Linked DNA regions of Homo sapiens: region 1 is linked to region 2. A link is an interaction called in ENCODE POLR2A ChIA-PET data of the cell type or tissue named here. Cell type or tissue: MCF 10A. All regions are shown on one strand. Each heading gives the region's core, and the rest is flanking DNA. Links, peaks and the distances in the headings are about the cores only.

Region 1 (11,745 bases), core at 2,604-10,603, 65 kb before region 2:
CATTTAAAGAATAACTGACATCAATAGTTCTCAAACTCTTCTAAGGAATCTAAGAGACGGAAACATTTTATAATGCTTTTCCTTAAGACTAACAGTACCATTATACTAGAACTGGGAACAGATACTATAATAAAAGACACCAGCAGGCTTTTATGAATATAGATTTAAAAAAACTCAACAAAGTACTACCAAGCCAAATTTATCAGTATAGTAAAAGGATTACACACCATGACCAAGTAAATTTTATTTCAGGAATTCAAATGTCCTTCAGCATATGAAAATCAATCAATACAGTATACCACATTAATAGAATGAAGGGGAAAAACTCACATGAGCATATTAGTTGATACAGAGAAAGCATTTGCCAAAATCCAGCATCTTTTCATGATAAAAACATTCAATAAACTAGGAATAGGGGGTAACTCCTTCAACATCAGAAAGGCCATATGTGAAAAACCCATAGCCAACATCATCCCCAATGGTGAAAGACTGAAATGTTTTCCCCTAAAATCAGGAACAAGACAAAATTGCTCATCATCATCACTTCTATTCAACATAGCACTGAAAGTTCCAACCAGAGCAATTAGACAAAAATAAAATAAAATAAAATAAAAGGCATCCAAGCTGGAAGGAGGAAATAAAATTATCTCTGTTCTCAGATGATATAAGCTTATATGTCGGAAGCTCTAAAGAAACCACAAAAAAAAAACTGTTGGAGCTAATAAACAAATTCAGCAAATTTGCAGGATACAAAATCAACACACAAAAATCAGTATATTTCTATACACTAGCAAGGAACACTCTGTAAAGGAAATTAAGGAAAAAAGTTTCATTAATGATAGAATCAATTTACAAATAAATTTAACCAAGGTAGAAAAAGACTTGTAAAGTGAAAACAACGAAACGCTGCTGAAAAAAGTTAAGGACAACATAAATAAACAGAAAGACAACTTGTGTTCATAGACTGGAATACTAAATATTTTTAAATGACAAAACTAATTAAAGCTGTCTAAAGATGTAATGTAATCCTTTCAAAATCCCAATGGTGTCTTTTGCATAAACAGAAAAACCTATTCTAAAATTTTTTAAGGAACTTCAAAGGACCCCAAATAGATCTTGAAAATGAAGAACAAAATTGGAAGACTCGTGCTTCCCAATTTCAAAACTTCCTACAAAGCAATAGTAATCAAAATACCATGGTATTGGCATAAGGATAGAGACATGGACCAATGGAATAGAATAAAGAGCCTAGAAGTAAGCCCTCATATATCCAGTCAATTCATTTTCAGCAAGGTTTCAAGACTACTCAAAGGGGAAAGGACAGTCTTTCCAACAAAAGATGGCGGGAAAACATGCATAATAAAGTTGAACTCTTACTTTATGTCATATATAAGAATTAACTCTAAATGGATTAAAAACCTAAACTTCAGAGATAAAAATGTAAAACACACAGAAGAACACTTAAGGGAAAATCATAACGTTGGATTTGGCAATGACGTTTTAAATATGACACCAAAAGCAAAAGCAACAACAACACCATAGATAAATTGAACTTCAGCAAAAATAACAACCTTTAAGCAAAGAAGACATACAAATGGCCATTAGGTGCATAGAGATATGGTCAACATTATAGTTGTTAGGGACATGCAAATTAAAACCACAATGAAATATTACTACGCACATTAAGATGACTGTTGTTTTAAAAAAAATGGAAAATAAGTGCTGGGAGGATGTAGAACAATTGGAATCCTAGTTGGTGGTGGGAAGGTAAAATAGTATTGCTGCTATGGAAAATAGTTTGACAGTTCTTCAAAAAGTTAAATATAAAATTATCGTATGACCCTGTAATTCCACTCCTACAATCCCACTCCCAAAATAATTAAATAAGGGGAATTAAATGGATACTCATACAACAATGTTCACAGTAGCATTATTCACACACAATAGCTGAAAGTGGCAACAAGTATCTATCAACGAATAAGTAATTGGATAAAATGGCATATACATACAATGGATTAATATTCAGCCATAAAATTGAATGAAGTTCTGATGGTTGCTACAGTATGAATAAACCTTGGAAACATTATGCTAACTGAAAGAAGTCAGACACAAAGGATAAACATTACATGATTCCTCAAAGATGAAATACCTAGAAAAAACAACTTTAAAGATAAGGAATGTAGAGTAGAGGTTATTAGCAGCTAAAAGGCAGGGGAAATGGGGAGTTATTGCATAATTACTAAGAGTGTTTGTTTGGAGTGATTAAAAAGTTTTAGAAATAGATAAAGATGATAGTTACACAGCATTGTAAATGTATTAATGCCACTGAATTGTACACTTAAAAATGCTTTAAATGATAAATGGTACGTTGTGTGTATTTTACAACAATAAAAATACATTCATACAAAACAGTAATGTTCGTTTCGAACACATACAAAACAGTATACATTAAAATGGTTGCATATGAAGTGAGAGGGGGGTACACAGGGAAAAGGCATAACTGTGAAAAAAAATGAATGAATAACAAGAAAGAGGCCTAACAAGAACCAATAATCAACAACAGACCATGAAATAAGAATTCTTAAACTCTATTCTGTACCTGAGGTCTGAAAGAAAACCAAAAACAACAAAAATATCTGAGTGTGTCAAATTATGAACTGCCATTTTGAATGGAACCGACACACATGTCCTCGCGGATTATGATACTCTTCTCATATATTGTCTCAGATCAGGATACTTAATTCCAAAGGGAGTTACTGAGAAATGGAAGGAAATGTATGTGAAGGCTACAGAGCACATTTTACTGAAAGACAGCTGTGTGACACTACCTTCATGTTGATGAATTGGTCCTCCTCTTAATTCTTACAGTACTTTTTATTGATAACATTTGTAATGAATTAAAGATGATAGTCAAGAATTTTTTGATGTTCCTGCTACCAAGAGATGCAGTTAATTTCCCTTACGTTTAAATATGGGTTGGTTTGCAACAGCCTTATCTTATACAGACAGTAAAAGTGTCAGTGTATGATTTCCAAAGCCAAGTTGAAGGTTGATTCCTTGGAATACATCTCTCTGGGACCCCTGAACTGCATGTAAGAAGTCAACTGTTCTGACATAGCCGTGCTCGACAGGCCATAAAAAGGCGCTCTGGGTGATAGCTCCAGCTAAGCCATTTTCTCTAAACCACATACATGCCCATAGTTAAAAAAAAAAATGCAGCTACAAGAAGGTGATGTGAAAAGTAAACATCTCCTCTCCTTGTCTCTCAACACTACTGCCCCTCCCTTTAGACAATTTCTGTTCGTTTGCTATTATTTCTTCCAAATATATTCTGTGCATGTGTTACATTTATATTTACATTTATCCATTCTTATTTACATAGAAATGCAGATATGACCTTATGCTTCTCAGTTAACAAAGTATCTTGGAGATAGATCCATATCATCATATAAAGAGCTTTCGTGTTCCTTTTCATGGCTGTATGTAAGCAATGTCTGGACGTAACCACAATTTATGTAACCAGTTCCAACTTGACTGTTTCCAGTCATTTGACATTCCAAACAATGCTGCAATAAAAAACCTTGCATATTTGACCTAGAAGCCCAATTCCTGGATTCCAGGATATGCACATTTTACATTTTGATGTATATTGACAAATTGCTTCTTAGAGAGTTTGCACTTATTCATACTCCATCAAAAATGTGGGGAATACCAGTGCAACTAGCACTGTGTACTATCAAGCATTACATTCTTTACAAGTCTATTAGGTCAAAAATGTTTAATTGCTCTCTAATTTGCATTTATTTTATTATGGATAGAGTACAACATCTTTTCATGTGTGATATTATATATATACATTTATCTATATCTATACGTATTTGTTTCAGTGAACTTATCTATTTATGATTTTGTCTATTTTATAGGGAGTAATTACTTGTATTTAATGATTTCAAAAAGCTCTTTAGATTTTAGTTAGCCCTTTGTCATATTAGATACATTTTTCTATTTTTTTATCTGTCTTTTAACATTACCTATATTCTTATTTTTGCCATACATAAATTATAATTTTTAATTACTCAAATTTGTCAACTTAGCATTTTTTCTTGATATTTTCTAGCCTTTCCTACCTCTTGATTTATTTTTTCAACCTAATATCTTTTATTTATTTGGTTTTTTTTTAAATTCAGGGGGGTACATGTGCATGTTTGTTACACGAATATATTACATACTGGTGGATACTGGGCATCCAGTGAACCCATTACCATTACCAAACAGTGAACATCATACCTGATAGGTTATTTTTCAACCTTCCCCCTCAACTCTTTCCCCTTTTAGAGTCCCTGGTGTCCATTATTTCCATCTTTAGGTCTATGTCTGCCAAATGTTTAGCTCACCCTTAGTGAGAACATGCAGTATTTAGTTTTCTGTTTCTGAGTTAGTTGACTTAGTATAATCGTCTCCACCTCCATTCATTTTGCTGCAAAGGATGTGATTTCATTCTTTTTTATGGCTGCATAGTATTCCATGCAGAATACATACCACACTTTATTTATCCAGTCAACCACTGATGAACCCTTAGGTTGGTTCCATGACTTTGCTATTGTGAATGGTGCTGTGATGAACATGCAAGTGCAGGTGGCTTTTTTATACAATGATTTCTTTTCCTTTTGGTAGACACCCTGCAGTGTGATTACTGGGTCAAATGGTAGTTCTACTTTTAGTTCTTCAAAAAATCTCCATACTGCTTTCCATAGAGGTTGTACTAATTTACATTCCCACCAACATTGTGTAAATGTTCCCTTTTCTCCGCATCCACGCCAACATCTATTGTTTTTGACATTTTAATAACAGCTATTCTGACTGGTGTAAGATGATATCTCATCATGGTTTTAATTTACATTTCTTTGATGATTAGTGATGTTGAGCATTTTTTCATGTTTTTGTTGACCACTTTTCATGTGTACGTCTTTAGAGAAAAGTCTGTTCAGGTCCTTTACCCAGTTTTTAATGGGGTTGTTTCCTTCTACTGTCTTTACAGACTCAAATTTTATCTTTAAATATATTTTAAACACTCTGAAAATTATAGACAGTGGAATGTACAAATATGAAGTACACAGTTTAAATAGTTTTAGCAAATGTGTGCATTTGTGCAACTCATGCAACTATCAGAGTTGAGAAAATTTTCATTTACTCCAGAAAGTTTCCTCATGCCCCCTTCTCGGTTCTCTCCATACCCTGCATTTGAAGCAACAATTTTCAGATTTCTCTCATCTGAGATTAGTTTTGCCTGTTCCTAAAAGGCTTATAAATGGGATCATGCAGAATATATTCTTCTGTTTTTAGCCCTTAATGCTCAACATGTTTTTTGTTTGTTTGTTTTGTTTTGTTCTGTTTTTTTTGGTTCATGAATGTTGTTGTGGGTATTAGTAATTCACTCCCCTTTTACTTACTGAAGCTGTGTCATTGTCTGGGGTAAATACCCAAGGTTCATCATCTCACACCAAGGAAATCAAGGACATGGACACACAAGAAGTGAGTTTAAGAGTGGAGGTTTAATAGGTGAGAGAAAAGAGAAAAGCTCTCCTTCCTGCAGAGAGGAGCTCCTGAGTGGGTCTTCCAATTTTATGGTGAAACGCATAGGGTTTTATAGACAAGCTTGAGAAGTGGTCAGACCAGGTGTGCCACCTCAACCTAATCTTTTATTATGCAAATGGGTTCTCTACCTGTCCGGCGCCATGTTGCCTGTTCCTTTATTGTACATGTGGTTGACAAAGAAAAAGGGAGGTGGAGCCTCATGTTGAACATGCCTGGCCCCCAGGTAGCCTTTTCCTATTGGCACAACTGCTAGCATTCACCCGTGCAAGCATCTAGCTTGCCTTTCTTTGTCTGCAGCTTGATTTTAGGGGCTGCTCTTTATTAGAAAAGAAATGATTTGGGGGCTGCTTTTCGTTAAAAGCGAAGCCTTACTGAGGACTCTCTTACCCTCACTAACAGCCTAAATAATTTCTTTTTAGCTCCTGTATCATTATGAGTAGTATTCTGTGGTATAAATATACCACAATTTGCTTATCTGTCTCTTAATGGTGAACATTTCCATTTTTGCATGTTCTGGCTAATATGTATAAAGCTATGTGATCATTCTTGCACAAACTTTTTGTAGACATGTTTACATTTCTCTTAGGTAAATACCTAGAAGTGTAATCCGTGAATGACACAATACATTTTCAATTTTTAAAAAGCTTTATAAGAAACTTTCCAAGTATTTTGCAATGTGGTTGTGTAAGTTTATACCTCATTATCATTGTATGAGAATTCCAGTTGGTCCACATCGTCATGAACAGTTGGTGTTCTCAGTCTTATTAATGTTAGTCATTCTGAATGGTGAATGCTAGCACGTTGTCATTTTAATTGCATTTCTGGTAACTAACAATGTGGAGCATTTTTTAATGTGCTTACTAATCATTGATATATCTCTTAATAAGTGTCTAAGTCTTTGCTCATTTTCATTGGATGGTTTGCCAGTTATGTATATTGTGACTATTTTCTCCAAATCTGTGGTTTCACTTTTTTAAAATCAGTGTCAAATGTTTTCTGAAGAACAGATGTTTTTAAATTTGATGAGTTCAGTTTATCAATAATTTCTACTACATGTTCATGTGTACATTCACACACACAAACACAGAGTTACACTTCTAATGAAAGCTAACCCTGTGGATCTCAAACTTTCTATTTCCACCCAAACCATAGTTACAGCTGTTACAGCTGACAGATTGTCATTAATCAAATTATTAATTTCATTCACATTAAAAATGCATACACATAAATACTTGTTGTAATGAAACAGCATATTTTAGAATGCATAGCCCTTCTCATTTTGAGCTCCCACTAACTTACAGGTGTTTTCAAACTTAAGATTATACATACGGTCATTTCCAAAAGGAGAGCTTTTTCCTAAATTCTTCATTAAAATTTATTAACTCCTTGTCAGAGAGGCTGAGGACAAAGACGCTTGAACTAATATGTCAGTACCATTGCCAGCAAAGATCAATGAGGGAGGAGAAAAACAAATCTCAACAATACTATGTCAGTGAAACTATTGGCTTAAATTTACCTAATGTATATTCGGCTATCCAAGAACATACTTTTACAGTAAGGATATACTCTCCTTCATTTCCATATCTCTCATTTTGGGGGCTGAAAAAAGGAGCTATTAATGCAACCAAATGGCTTATTCAGGTCACACAGCATTGAAGCAAGGAAACTAGCCAAAGCCGCCTGCCAACATTCACCAGTGAACACCCCATGGCATCGAGTCTGGCCATGGCAGCCATCTATCTTCACAGCCACCAGATCTCTTGAGCTTCTACATTTCCCTTACCCTCCCTTGGAGAACCCTACCTCCTGGTGCACATCTCAGAAATACAATCTCAGTGCTTCCCTCTGCCAGGATGACTTGGCCCATCTCAGGCATATTGATTGGAACTCAGTGGAAACTTTTCAGTCAATTTTTTTAAAAGAAAGAAAACCACCCAGGCACAACTGAAAAAAAAAACACAAAACCTTAAATTCTATTCAATGATCTGGGTTTGTGCCAGACTGGAGGGAACAACTTGCAAATTCTTCTTTAGAAGCTGTCAGAATACTTGCCTTAAATTTGCTCTGACTCAGCTCTCTGCAGGAAAGACATGTTGCCACAGCTGATTCATCAATAAACTGTTTCTTGTCCAAGACAAGTCATAGACTCACCTTTGATTCCACTTGACTCTGTTCGGTTCAAGAAAGGGGTGCTTGCAGTCAGAGTGGACCACCACACAACTCCCGCAACTCAGTATGCCTTGAACTGCTCAGAGAATGGCAGTTGAGCTTGTCTTCTTCACTCCTGGATGTGTACTCATTCCAAAGGCTTTCAACAAAAACAGATGTTTAGGAGAAAAGGTACAATTTAGAAAATGTCAAATCACCAGGTGCTTCCTTTTCATGATGAATAAATATCAATTTTTTTAAAAAGATGGTGTCAGTAGCAATCCAAAACACGTACTATAGGAAGTGAAAAATATAAGGGCATCCTCCAATTCTTTAAAGACTTATTTTTCTATGAATTGTTCTTCTGTACCCCATAGCATTGTGTTAAGTTTAAATACCAATAGCCATCTTTTATTTCTATTGCTGAAAGACTAAGTAGTAACTTACATGAAGGTAAAATATGTCTCTACCAATACATCTAACTGTATTTATCACATACATTCAATAGAAATTTCAATAGAAAGCTATTATCTGTCAAAAAAAATTCAGGCTTCTTATTGCATTTGAATCTGAATCTGATAGTTTATATTTTCTTTTATGCAGTATGTGAAAAGAAAAGTTGATTCCAGATATGTGGTTTTCCTGATCATCAGAAGATTATGCACCAGAAAAATTAAGCAACAACTTTGTACTTAATATTGGGCAAACAAGTAGGAAGGATTTTCTAGTCCTATTGAAGAGCTGATGTAATTTCAGTACTGGGATAAATATAACTAAGTATTTTTTTCCTTTATATATATTTTCTCAAGAATGTTCATTATTCTCTGAGCTCTTATCTGGACTCTGCATTGTAAATATTCTTTTTATAAGAAGAATACTATAAAATTGAAAATACTTGATAGTGAACTCTGATTCTTTCTTAAGGTTTATTATATACCACTGTGACTTATAATATATTTTAATTTTATCTAAGGCTGAATTAAGTTGTTTGTTTGTTTAGCTTTATAATTTCTATTTCTAATCACTAAAGAGGGGTAAATTTTGATAATCAGTGAGAATTTTGCCGGGGGGAAGGAGTTCTGGAATGGAAGACAGGAACTGAAATAAATTTGCTCCTCTATAAAAGCAACAGAAACAATGACAAAAGCCATCAGAATCAACTTGTTCAGAGCTCTGAAAGTTAATAAAAGGCAGGCAATTATTTGAGAAACATTTATTTAAGAAAAACTGCTGAACCTACATGAGAACAGGGCCTTTGTGATCTTTTAACTTGTTCGTAGGAGCCTTGAATACTAACCATCTGGCAGCCACAGTTGCTATAAAAACCAGCAGCCTTGCAGCCACTAAATGGGACAGACTTGATTTGAAACTTCTCAAAAGTTCCCATCTTCAGATCAGTGTTCACTATTTGACTTGACATAGAGCTCACTCTGCCAGAAAAGCTCTATTTGCAGTCACTATCTGACCTGACTTGGAGCTCACTCTGCTAGAAAAGCTCTACCCCCAGAGAATTGGTTGGAAACAAAGCTTTGAAAATTGTTTAGCAGCACAGTTGCCTGAGGCTGTGATACCAATAGGACCAAACAAGAGGTTGGCCAAAAACTTAAAAGGAAGATCTGGGGAATGGGCCCACACAGGGCTCCAGAAAGCTCTGACATATTCCTGAGGATATAGAAGGAAGGCCACATACATGTACAGAGCTGTGTGCATTCCCTAGAAACATCTGAGAGGAACCCAATCTTCCATCTCTGGCTGACTTTTAGGCCCTGTACAAGCAGGAAGTGAAGGCTAAGACAGAGGTGTAAACTACCTGAGCATTGAAAACACACCCCAACACACACACACAGTCTGTCAGCAAAGGGCAGAAGTTTTATAGCTTCAAGGCATGTAAGAAAATCTCTGACCAATTGTTGTTTGACTGCTAAGCTAACCAAGCAAAGGCTCAATAACTTCACACTACAGGGAATAAATACTTTACAGAATAAGTTAACAAATATCATTAAACAAACAGCAGCAACAACAAACCCCAGGAGTAGGGGTGGAATCTGATATCCAGAGTTGCCACATCATATCAAAAATGCTCAATTTGAAATAAAATATTAGAAGATATGCAGATAAATAGGAAAGGAAGGTTCATATGAAGGAAAAGAGCAGTCAACAGAAAAAGTTCCCAAGGGGCCAAATGAACAAATATTTTAAACCAGTTATTATATATACATATAAATATATATACACATAAATATATATACACACACATATATGTTCTAAGAATTAAAGGAAACCAAGTCTAAAAAATTAAAGTCGATTTAACATCGGAAAAAAGAACAAAAACCACATGATCATCTCAACAGATGTAGAAAAGGTATCTGACAAAATCCAGCATTCCTTCATCATAAAAACACTCAACAAACTTGGAGTAAAAGGAAACTTCTTTAACCTGATAAAAGGTATCTGTGAAATATCCATAGCTAATACCATACTTGGTGAAAGACAGAATGTTTTTCCTCTACAATCAGAAACAACATTGTCCATTCCTGCCACATCTATTCACTATTGCACTGGAGGTTCTAACGAGAGCAATTAAGCAAGAAAAATAAATAAAAGGCATCCACACTGGAAAATAAGAAGTAAAATAATCTCTAATTGGAAATGGCATAATACTGCATATAGAAAATCCTAAGGAATACACTAAAAAATTATTATAACTCATGAATGAGTTCCAAAGATTTCAGGATACAAGATCAATAAAAAAAAATCAGTTGTATCTCTATGCACTTGCAAGGAACAATCCAAAAATAATGTTAAGAAAATAATTTTATTTATAATAGCATCAAAATAAAATGCTTATGAAAAATTTAACAAATGCACACTGTGTACAGTATGAGACTTTTTCACTGAAAATACAAAACATTCCCAAAGGAAATTAAAGAAGATCTAAATGAATGAAAAGATATCCCAGGTTTTGGGATTAAAGGACTTATTATCATTAAAATGTTAATAGTTCCTAAATTAATCTACAGATTCACCACAATCTTGATCAAAATCCCAGCTGGCTTTTTGACAGAAATTGACAAGCTGGTCATAAAATGTATGAAAGTACAAGGACCCCATAATAACTACAACAATTTTAGAAAAAAACAAATTTAGAAGACCCACAGTTGCAACTTCAAAGCTTACTGCAATGTTACAGTAATCAAGATAGAACGCAACTGACATAAGGATACACACATAAATGAATGGAATCGAGGTGAGAGTAAAAATAAACCTCTACCTTTATATTTAACTGATTTTTAACAAGTGAGCTAAGATCATGTAATGGGGAATGAAACAGTCATTTCAACAAAAAGAGCTGGGACAACTAGATATCCACATGTCCAAGAAAGACATAGTTGTACCCCTTTATTATATCATACACATGCACAAAACCTCAAAATGAATCATAGGCCTCAACATAAGAGCTAAAACTATAAAACTCTTAGAAAAAAACATAGGCGTAATCTTTGTAACATAAAATTAGGGAATGTTTTCTTAGATATGATACCCAAAAGCAAGATCAACAAAATAAAAATTAAATAAATTGGACCTTGTGATGGTGCATTTTAGTTGTCAACTTGACAGGATGGAGGGAAGCCTATATGATTGGGGAAGCATTGTTTCTGGGTGGGTCTGAGAGGGTGGTTTTGGAGGATATTGGCATGTGAGTTGATAGACTGATTTGCATTTCTCTGATGGCCAGTGATGGTGAGCATTTTTTCACGTGTTTTTTGGCTGCATAAATGTCTTCTTTTGAGAAGTGTCTGTTCATGTCCTTTGCCCACTTTTTGATGGGGTTGTTTGCTTTTTTCCTTGTAAATTTGTTTGAGTTCATTGTAGATTCTGGATATTAGCCCTTTGTCAGATGAGTAGGTTGTGAAAATTTTCTCCCATTTTGTGGGTTGCCTGTTCACTCTGATGGTAGTTTCTTTTGCTGTGCAGAAGCTCTTTAGTTTAATTAGATCCCAT
Region 2 (11,745 bases), core at 2,269-10,268:
CCCAAGCCAATTATAGAAGGACAGGTCTAGTGATAGAAGTAGGACATCTTGACTTCCATAAAAACAACAAGGGCACCTCTGTCAATTAGCTACTGGCTCTCTTCTGCAGATGACATTGCTCTGGAATAGTATGAGTCTGATTCCTCAGTACCATCTGGCATTTTCTGACTAAGAGCAGCTCTTGTGCTGAAATGCAAAAATGGTAGTAGTTAAAATAGCACAGAGAAAATGGTGGCCTGTGTTTATCGACATGTCTTAGCGTATAGGAGTCAATAACTACTAGATGTTATAGAAAACACATTCATTTTGATGAGCCCTGAGGCCCTGGAATACCTTTCTCCAGTAGGTGATAAAATTGCTGATTGTTGTCTTTGGGAGAAGTTAAAGTGGAAATTAAATGGGCCCATGAAGAATAATAGCCCTTTTGATTTCTTTTTGGACGAGGCATGTGTGTTACTGCCTATGCCTTCACTTGATGTAGCAAACACTAATGATGATATCACGGTGTTCCTTAGTTATTGAAAACCATGTGAAACATTCTAAAATAATTCTGTAAAGTAATCTTCTATTTATCTCATCATGTAAATGTGGCACCACACCTGAAATCAGAAATAGAAAATATTGAAAATTTTGAAATCAAATGTAGCATGCCCTGAGATGAGACACGATTGTTACAGTATCCGCACTAGTGACATCAACGACTAGCTGTGGATGAATAGAATAGGATACTGAAGTGGTTAATCATTAATTATTGTCTTGGAGCCTTCATGCTTTTGTAAAATCATCTGCCCGCATCTGCAGCTTTGGCTGAGGGACATAATCAGACCACTGTGCTTTTATCAATACACTCATCTCTTCCAGGAAGCAGCTTTATGGGCATGGTGGACACGACTAAATCTTGGGAAATCAGATTCTCTCTCATAGGAAATTGGGTCTCTCACTGAAAGATTGTGTCCGTTACTAGTGGGAGTCAAGACAAAGTCATGCAGACTTGAGGCTGGTGGCCTCAAGCGATGAGCAGAGGAGCCAGTCTTTGGGGGAAGAAGGCTGAAGATATGCCTGACAGAAAAGCTGCCAGGTGACTTTCCAGTTCTTGTGGGACCCAGCAGGCCCCCAGCACTTTGTTTCTCATGGGCACATAAGAGGGAGCTGACCACGGCTGCGGCAGGGCCCGCGCCACATGCAGCAGTGTTTGTTCATGGTAGCGCCAGCTATGCAGCCCAGCGGGTCCATGGGTTTGGTTTGAGTATCTGCTTGAGTCAATGTCCATAATCCTCTTCCATACTTTTTCCTTGGCAAAATGAATCTTTATGGCTTTTAAGTGAATAGATGTCATAGCTGGATCCAAATGGGACCGCGCCGGTCTCCTCCTGAAACTGGAGTTCCTTGGAATATGTGTGAGATCAGCTGGCAGCATCCTGAGGCTGCTCTGTGGCAATGGTATGAATGCCACAGGCACTGATGTTTGTAGCCATGAACTTTCCAGGAGATATTTGTCCTGCTCCCTATAAAGATTAGTAAAATCTCCACACAAGATGAGCATTCTTCACATTCACATGGCCTCCAGGAGCATCAGTCTGGGCTCAGGAGTCCTCAGGAATGCAGCACCTCATGCCTTTGGCTAAAGGCCTTTGACAAAGTGCTGGGGGAGGGAGCGTGGCTATGGGAGGGGCATGGCTGTGGAGTGGGCATAGCTAATAAGCATTCACCACAGCTACAGGCTATTTTCATCTCCTCAAATTCTCCAAGAAGTTCTGTCATAAATTCAGTGGTAACTCTCCAGAAAAATCTTTCCCACCCCTCCCCTGTTCCCACTCACCTTAACCCACTTCAACTCATCCTGGCCTGGGTGCCATTTCGTATTCACCCATATAGCCCGTGAGGTAGCCCTTTGTGGTTAAATGTACATACTATGGCATAGTAGTATTTTTGAAACATTAACTGATTTTACTTCTTCTGATATTTGCCCTCTTCCTCCCCTTTATCCTCCACTCCCACTCACTGCCCCCACTCCTATTGAGGCAGATGGTCTCTTCTGGATTCATGGCCTCAAAGAAGGGCAGAAGGTAGAAGTGGTCTATTGATTTAGCTTTGATATTTACCAAAGCCTCCAACAATTAAAGAGATTACACCAAAATACCTCAATAGGGTGCTTTAGAGAGAGGTAAAAGGTCCCTCGACCTCTCAAGAAGGGGAGACCCCCTTACCACTCCAATGCAGGGCCTCAACAATGTAACTGGACTTCAAAGAGAGATGGTATCAAAGCCCTGAATTTCCTCTTTGGACATTAGGCACAGCAAAGATCTGTTGGACCTCAAGTACAATGAAGATGCCAGCATTTCTAATGTGGGTAATCTGGCTTCTCTCCACATTTTGGGCTCCATGAGTCTGTTGGAGCCCTAGTAAGGAGAAGATTACGACAGCGACTGACATTAAGTTTTCTATCCTCATGGTAATAGAGTTTTAGGGTCTCAATTAGTTTCATGGGAAGAAAATAAATGAAGTAGCAAGTGTGTTTTTTAAACTTGAGTCTTAAACACTTGCAGTGTCTGTGTTGTATCATCTTTTCATCAATAGGCCCTCAACAGCCGGAGGGGGAATGATGTGTCTGAGTTCTCCCACAGACACTCTGGAGCAGGTATCCCCAGTGTGCCAGGAACCCTGCTGGCAAGAACATGCTAACATATTTAGAACCGGTTTCTCTTGGGAGCTGTTCATTTAATACGTGTGGCACATGGTAAGGTGGTCAATGAGGCCAAGGTCTTTCAAAGGGATTAATAACTTGACTATTTTTAACTGCTCATCATACATACTTAAGAGAGAGTGGCACTGCTTGTTATTATCTCAATTTACTTCATTTGTTTGCTTTCATTTAAATCTGCTTTATTTCTCTTTGTTTTCTTTCTTCCTTTCTTTCCTTCTTTCTTTCTTTTCCTTTTTTCTTTCCTTCAACAAGAGCCTATTCTTGTCTCCAGAAATATTACGTTAAGTAGTAGGAATACAGATAAGAGATGAGAACACATTCAACAACAAAAAAATCCCATTTTTAAAAACAGCACTGTGGAGGTGGGCATGTGTCTAGTGCGAATAAGGTAGAATAGCACATGCATGTGCCACTCCCTGTGGCAGAGGTTCCACTTAAATAACTGTATGGACGTTCATAAATAAATAAATCTGTAGCAGTGAAGAAATTGGGAGCAATGAAGGTCTTTTGTAGATGGGAGACTTCAATGCATTTCTTGAATATGGAAGCAGATGGGAACATGAAACAGAGGAAACCAAAGCCCAATTATGTGTATGAGGGGACTTCAGGGGAAGTGGCTGCCAGTCAGCCTCACAAGATGTCAGCCAGCATTTAGGCATAGGGTTACTGGCTCCACTCCCACACAGGGCAGAGAGCACCAGGTTTTTATCTCCTAAAGAGGGCAGAAGAATAGCAAGAGACTCTTCACTAAGACAAATGGATAAACTAGCTGGGGAGGAATTTGTATTTTTTTTAATATAGAATGCTTCACAAATTTGTATTTTAGCGGGGATGTTGATCTAAGAGGAAAGCTCCCCTTATTCTGGCATTTGGTGGGTGGAGATGAAGCAGAATGTCTCATCTAAGGCTGATTCCCACACATGTACATCCTAAAACAAAATCTGTCAGTTAGCCCTATGCATTTGCGCAGATTTCGTGTCTGCCTTCCCATTCAGGGGAGATGTCTATTAAGAAACATATCATCAACCCAAATTAAAAAGAAACCTTTACTAGGTAGCTATTATTATGAAACGAATCCTTCACTCATCAATGTGAATCTACAAAAAAATCATCAGACATTTAAGGACAACCACAAGCAGAAAATTAAAAAAAGAAAGACCAAAACATACATAGTCTCAAAGGAAAAGAAATAATTCAAAAACTAGAAGAGATTTTTTAAATTGTTAATAAATATCTTTAAAGAAATTTGAGAAGATATTGCATTTATAAAACAAGAATAGTATGGCTGAAAAGAGAACTAGCAGAGAACACAGAAGAGTTCCTATAAATTAAACATCTAACCTCTAAAATATGAAATTCAAAAGAACAGCTGAAATATAAAGTCAAAATACTCTCCTAGAGCTTAAAGCAAATGGCAAAGAGATGGCAAATTTGAAAGATAAAGGTAAGAGTCATAGAGAAATAATACAGGAGTTGCAGAAATCTATCAGGTAGCTAAGAGGAATTATAGAAAAAGACAGAGAAAATGGATGGGGGAATTTTTTAAAGAAATAATAGGGCATACTTCACATTTGATGAATCCATTGAGTACTGAGCAGGATGAATTAAAATAACTACTGAGCCAGCACATCCTCTTGAAATTTCTGAACACCAAACATAAAGAAAAAAATTATAAAGCTTCCAAAGACAAATTCAGGGAACCATCTAACTCGTCATTAGTCAGATTAGTCAGAAGATAATGAAACAATGTGTTTAAAGTGCTAAGGGAAAAAAATCTTTTGAGCCTAAAATTCTATGCCCAAACTATCATTGCAGTATGAGAGTAAAATAAAAATATTTTCAGATAAAGACCTAGATGATATACCACACTTTCTGTGTGAGGAAGTCTTCTGAGTATATATACTAGTAAAACAAGGAGAAAAAACAGAAAGATGACATGGAATCCAGGGCTAGACTTTCATCCTGGAGGTCACTAATAGGAAGCCCAAGGATGGTGGCTGTGCAGCTGATCTGGACAACAACAGGTCCAGGATAGGAGAGTCTGGGAGAGACCCTATCCTGGGGCACCATGAGAGGATAAAGGGATTCAAGACAATAGTTAACACTATTGAAGGTCTGGATACAGTTGAGATTATGATAGAGAGTTGAGATTCTTTTCCAAATAAGAAAAAAATAACTCAATTAGAAACCTACCTGGTATTTTTTTAAGCCAGGGCCCAAAAATCAGGGGAAGAAAAATAACACTTGATTTTGAGTGACTGATAAAATGTAAGAACAGAAAACCGATGTGACCTTGAAGCTAGGAACACTCTGCTTCAAGTAGCTCTGGAGTCACGACCTGAGACCTACAGGGCAGGAAATGTCATCATTAGCTCCTTACTTGGCACTGCAGTCAACATTTATATAGTCTTTATTATGTCAATGCCACTTACTAGTTTTCCAGTTTTAGAATCCACCAAGAGATAAAGCACAGGAGATTGAATTATGATCACAGAATAGAAGAGAAATGTTATCAACTTTGACAAAGTAAAAGTGCTGCAGCAGCTGACAGAAGATGGGTAGTGAAAGTGATGAGATGTATAGGGAAGAGCAGGAGTGAAGGTCTTATTCTTAGTCAAGAAATAACGCTTACAGAATAAGAGGTGGAGGTTTATTAAAAATATTTAGGTAACCCATAGAATAATTAAAACCAAAAAAGTTGAAAGGGAGGGAGAAAAGGAGGGAGGGAGAAAAAGAGGTAGGGCATGCATAAGTAAGATAAATGCTCATCTCTCATAGCAGTGGTCAATAGATCTTGATCAAAAGGATCACTTAAAGTTCTTTATTGCAAACAGCAGAACTCAGGATGAGTAAGCAAAAAATACCTTTCTAATAGGGTACTGGGTAGCTCACAGAATCCTCTAGAAGTTCACGGTCAAGCAATTTCACATAATGCCAAGCCCAACTCCACTGCCAAAGTGGGCACAACAGTGGCAGCATTAGACTCATAGCAATGGAAAAGCAAATGTCAGCTCCTCAGATGGCTCTGCAGTGAGCTGTTATATACGAGCTGCTGTGGGGAAATTTCTCTATCACCACTCCAGCAGCTGGTGCAGCCCCTGCAGCCCCTCCAACAACACTCAGGCCTGGATGGCAGAAATTCTGCTGCCATTCCCTCCAAACAGTGCTGCAAGTAGTAGTTGAAGCACTACTACCACACTCACGGAAGAAAAGTGAACTCCCCACACAGAACTCCCTCCTCTGCCCCCTCCTAAGTGACAGCCCAGTGTGGTGTGGCAGGTTAGCAGAGCCTATGTCACAGTCTGCTTTCTTCCAGCAAAGGAGGCCAGAGAATGAGTTTTGGCTTCTAGCTTGGGGAGGTATGATACATAACATAACATAGAAAACTCTTCAAATAGAGAAAGGTATTAGGAAGACACTGGACCTCAGAAACCTGGCAAATGCCCACCACACTAAAAAAATCAAGCAATCAAGTTATTGGTTTTCAAAAATGTATTGAGTTTTTTGTTTTTTGTTTTTGTTTTGGTGGACATGGCATTTGATCACCAGAAAAACTAAAAGGAGAAAAAGTTAGTTGTCTTTGCATAGACTGATGGTGAGTAGGACCATGCCAAAGATAGGAAGTGTTCAGTATAAATCCTACATGCCATTTTATATGATGTGTACATGGGTTACTTGGATGACTTTTTAATTTATAATTTTTAAACTCACCCCTAAAACACTTTAACCACGCTATAGACTCAAATACCAAAAACTCTACCAGCCTCACTCACCATATATAAATTCCTACTAAAAAAAATAGTCTTCTGATATTGCCATTTATACACCAGCCAAAGGCAGGTTGGTATTGAACTTACTAGAAATCTTTTCTTTTCCCGTGAGCAGAGATTGTCTTCTATTTCATGGGAGAACCTTTTTAAAGATACTCTGTTGTGTCGAAGGAAATATAGGAGAATGTACAGCCTCGTGGGGAATGGTGCTAAACCTGAGACGGTTCTTTGGTGACGCAGTGGTTTTTCAAGGTAGAGCGAGAACCTGAACTGCCAAGAACAAGTCCCTGAGCTCAGCAAGTCCAGCTCCGTGGAAACTGCCTCCTCCCTCAAAAGCAAATGCAGAAACTACTATCTGCTTCCCCACACTTCGCTGATGTTTCCTATATTCTGACTAGAAAATGAGCTGATGCTATCTGGTTTTCTTCCCTTTTTTCTGCTTTGTTGCTTACAAGAGTTTTTTTTTTTTAATAAGAGCTAGTCTTTACTATGTGCCTATCATTTGCCAGGCAGCTTTTCATTCTTTCTTTTATTCATTTATTTAGCTACATTTACTGAGCACCTGTTCTGTACCAGGCATTGTGCTGAATGCTGGGGATGCAGCAATGAACAACATAGGCCATGTCTGTACACACTACAGTTGTGTAGCACAGCATAGTCGCTAAGCTCATGAGCTTGGACACAGGCTCATGGGTTCAGTCTCACATCGCCATGAACTAGTTATTGATTTAAATCACTTAACCTTACATCTCTGTTTGTTGTTCTAAAATGATGGACACATTTCTAAAATGGGAACATTATTCATCTCAAGGATGTTGTGAGGATTAAATGACATATCTTTGTAAACCCTTGGCACAGTATTTCAGTGAGGGGCAATTAGCAGAAACAGGCAATTATGACAGAATTATACATAAATAAGCACTAGAACAGTTTTAAGAGGAGCCTGCAAAAGGCCATGTATTCTTGCCTGGGTGGATCAGAGAAGGCTTCCTAGAGGAAGTAAGATCTAACCTAAGGACAAACAAGTGAGCGAAATTATTAGTTGAGAAAAGAATAGCAGGATGTTTTAGCTGGAGGAATAAGGTGGAGGTTTGGCTTTTAAGTATGCAACTTCCAGTTATGTTCCGTGTGGCTGACTACGGAGCATCAGTCAAAGAGTAGTCCAAGAAGGAAGCAGGAGCCAAATCAGGGGTTTATAGGTAACATTTTAGAAAACTGAGAACTACTAAAGTGATTTCAACTAGGTGATATTTTGATCAGGTCTACTTATAGAAGTATCACTCTAGATCAGATCTACTTGTAGAAATATCCATTTGGCTGCAGTGTGAAGCGTGGATCGAAAAGAGAACAGACAAGGGACATAATGTGGCATAAACGACTGCCACAGAAGGGATTGTGAGTCTGAAACCTATCCCAACCCAGATCTCATGCAACCAGCCTAGATGGTGGCCAAGTACATGAACCAATCTCTAACATCTTTAACACTTAAGGATCAAGAGAGAAGGATCACACACTCTATCTCTGGAGCTTTAACACGTGGGCTGCCTTAACTCCAAGATCTTCTGAGAAAGAGCTCCCATCAGCACCCTTGGATACAGCAACTGGCACCACACTCTGAACCGATTGAGCTTCTCCAGCAAAGGCAAGACTTCCCCTGTGTGTCCCTGTCTTCCACTGAAGCTGCCCCCACAGTTCTAAATAACCTCATTTCTTGAATCCTCTCAAGAGGAGGCTCAGATGCTTCTGTGTATCTGTGTGGCCTTATGCCATCAAAGATGCTTCAGCATCCAGCTGCTCTGGTCCACTGTGACCTTGTGACATTATGTGACTAACACCAGATCTTTTCCTACTGTTTTGACCCTGGGACCCTAAGGAAGTACCTGAGGGAACAAGTGGAATGAGTTTTAATCCTGCAGGCTTTGTGCGACTTGAATGACAGCCTCTTTCCTGAAGAGGAAACTTGAGAAGTTGAAAACCCACTCTCAAAGAGTAACTACTCTCAAAGACAACCCTCTGCCCAATAACTAGTGATCACTGTAGACATGCGGCTATGGCCCAGCCTCTGCTGAGCAGACAGCAATCACCAAGCTAGCAGAAACCAAGATAGGGCCAGGCAGGATTGGACTTCACCTCCTCAGGAGACCTGTTGGCTCTCTGAGACCCCAGGACCCATGAAAAGGAGGGGAGCAAAGGCCCGGCGAGGGAAGTGAGGGATGGGGATGGATCTGGCCTCTGGATTTCTTGCACCAGCATGTGGTGCCCAAACAGTGCCATCTGGAGACTGATTTGGGTATGTTTGTTTGAACCTAGATTATGTACTGGACCCTCCAATATATAAATGATCATTGATGTCTTGGATATGAAGGAGATTGTCCAGCAGAGGTGTACAGAAGAAGAGGATCCAGAACAGAAACTCAGTACCAACAACTTTAGGATGGGGACGAGGAAGAGGAGAAGACACTGGAGTCTGAGAAGTGTCCACAGAGCTAGAAATAAGTAATCAAAGTGTGGTTCCTGCAAGCCAAGGGAAGAGAATGTTTCAAGGGAGTAGGATTGGTCAATGTTTCTGAGAAGCCACAGAAGACAAAGACAGTCACTTAGTAACTGGGATGGCCCTGGTCATCTGATCAGAGCAATTTCAGTGGAAGCATCAGGGTAGGAACCACAGAACAGGACATGGAAGGTAACAAGGAAAGGTAGAGTGTAAGCAATGTCATGTCCATTACTTTCAACCGTCACATCAATCCTGCAAGCCAGGTATTGTTTTCTTCCCTTTGAAAAATAGGAAAAAGAGAGTTGCCCAAGATGACACAGCTAAGATTTAAACACAAGTCTGAGTGGCAGAAAGACAAAGTCCTTTCCACACACCACTGCCTCCCCAAGCACTTAGCCACCTGTGTGTCTCCGCTGACAATGTTGGAAATTTCTGATAACACTGCACTGAGCAGTGGGATGGGGACACTATGCAGTATGCTTGTTTGTTAACAGAGAAATAAAGTTACATGGAAAACTGGAAAAAAAAAAACAGCAGCAACTTTGCTCTTCTCTTTGTAGCAATGTGTGTGTTTGTTTTCGTGGGCCCTGTTCGTGGACTCCTACTGAACATCTCAGAATTCTTTGGACTCAGATACCTCTTTGCTGTAGTGCAAAGATGCTGACCTGCCAAAAGTGTGTTACAGGCTGTGCCTCTTTGAAGAACCAGCTTGAACTGATTGTTCTTCAGCTTCTCACATAAATTAGAGAACATGAGGCCCACAGCTTTGCCCAAAGTTGTCAACAGGTTTTAATTGTCTCTGCTTTTCCGTACACACAGATGGCTTGGTTAAGCTGCTCTGAGCAGACCTCTACTGTCTCCACTAAGAAAAATTAGACACAACAAATGGAAATCCATTTAAAAAGAAAAGTTATAATAAGGTAAAGTCCTAAGTAACTGTGGCTATTTTTTATGAAGGTAAATGCTATGAATAGTAGCCATGACAGTGCAGAGATAGAGGCAAATTAAGAAAAACTGTAACGAAAATGTGAACTTTTGAAGGCAGGTGCAGAAACTATCAAGAAAAGTAGATAGAAGTATTTGGAAAGGAAAGGAGGTTCTTTTTTTACTGATGGCATCTATAATAGGCCTTGAATTTCAAGTTTATTTTTCCAGGTTCACTCAGAGAAGCTAGAAATGATTCAACAATTATGCTTACAGGAATCTGTCCTTCAGAAATAATACAAGTGTGTAGAGTTATTTTAAAAGATTATATTACAACACTGTTTATAGTAGCAAAAAATTGGAAGCAAACTATTAGATTGGTGCAAAAGTAATTGCTGTTTTTTGCTATTGACAGTAATGGCAAAACCGCAATTACTTTTGCATCAACCTAATAATTAGTTAAATGTAGTTTACATAACAAAACATTGTACACCTAAAGTTAATAATATGAGCTTAAGTTCGTAGAAGGTCAAAGGGTATAAGCATCTTGCATGTTAAAAGGCATTGCTACATTGCACTGTGTAAAGGTTGTACCAAATTACATTTCCACCAACAGTATATGAAAGAACCTATGTCTGTACATTCTAACCAATGCAGCATGTATTACTAATGTTACAGGTTAAAAATAGGTAAGTAAATTATGCATCATTATCATTCTAATTACTATTTCCTTTATTATAAATACAGTTGAACACCATTTTGTTTCATTTGAGAACAATCATTTATATTTTCTTTACTATAAGTTACCCCTTCAGGGACATTTGCAGTGGCTCACGTCTGTAATTCTAACACTTTGGGAGGGCAAGGCAGGAGGATCTCTTGAGCCCAGGAGGTCAAGACCAGCCTGGGCAACATGGTGGAACCCTGTGAAAGGAAGAAGAAACAAAGAGAGAAAGAGAGAAAGACAGAAAGAAAGACAGACAGACAGAAAGAAAGAAAGAAAGAAAGAAAGAAAGAAAGAAAGAAAGAAAGAAAGAAAGAAAAAGAGAAGGAGAGAGAAAGGAAGGAAGGAAGGAAGGAAGGAAGGAAGGGAGGGAGGGAGGGAAAGAAAGGAAAAGAAATAAATTATCCTTTCTTTTTTTTTTATTTTCCTGTTGGGTTTTGGTCTTCATATAAATATATATGCTTATATATGTGAAATTGGCCCTTTTTCCTTTTGTGTTTTCACTTTGTTTAAAATTTTTTGCAATGCTATTGTTTTGTCAAAAATGTTATCAACTTTTAATGGTTTTATTATTAGAAAATATTTATCTATTTAAACTTTCTGAATCTTATATGCTTTTATAATACTTTTAATTCCCATTTTGAACACCTAAATTGTAGCCAATCTGTAGATTTCTGTGTATATAATATGTATGATGGAAATTCAGTCTTTTACCAGATAATTATAAAGATGATCCAAAAGCGTTAACTCGGTACTCCCTATTTTCTTTCACTGTATTAAAATTCCATCTATATCACCTACTAAATTAGTAATATGTATTGCTTCTGAACTTTTTGTTTCATTTATTGGTTTTCCTAGACATGCACCAATACCACATTGTTTTAATTCTGGTAGCTTTAAAATATGTTTTGATATCAAACAAAGATAGTACTCTTTCATTGTTTTTCTTTTTTAAAATATTCCTGGTCATTCTTATACACTTTTTCACAAGATGTTTACAATCTATTTAACTGGTTAAAAGGCTGTTGGAATTGCATTACATTTATGAATTGACTGGAGAACTTTACGAAGTTGAGTTATTCTACCCATGAAAATACCACAGTTTTTTCCAGTAGAATTCTTTATTGAA

Evidence for each region. ChIA-PET counts read pairs that join two places held together with the same protein. Peaks named below come from ENCODE experiments on the same cell type or tissue, not always from the same donor. Only the 100,000 strongest peaks of a DNase experiment are listed, where the experiment ranks them.
Region 1: POLR2A ChIA-PET joins it to region 2 with 5 read pairs; 2 of 35 experiments call an interaction of 5 or more read pairs at or near these places.

Annotation. Positions count from the first base shown.
Region 1 is chr6:6,430,830-6,442,574 of GRCh38, forward strand. It overlaps LY86-AS1 (LY86 antisense RNA 1), which reads right to left. Exons shown (of 8, transcript NR_026970.1): 4 at 7,747-7,903. Among named protein-coding and RNA genes, the nearest start is that of F13A1, 120 kb to the left of the region's middle. In MCF 10A, for the core only: no CTCF peak of the experiment used is centred there; a DNase peak (open chromatin) is centred at 6,312.
Region 2 is chr6:6,496,572-6,508,316 of GRCh38, forward strand. The region is part of intron 3 of LY86-AS1 (LY86 antisense RNA 1); the gene reads right to left. Among named protein-coding and RNA genes, the nearest start is that of LY86, 86 kb to the right of the region's middle. In MCF 10A, for the core only: a CTCF peak has its summit at 8,720 (motif pointing left); no DNase peak of the experiment used is centred there.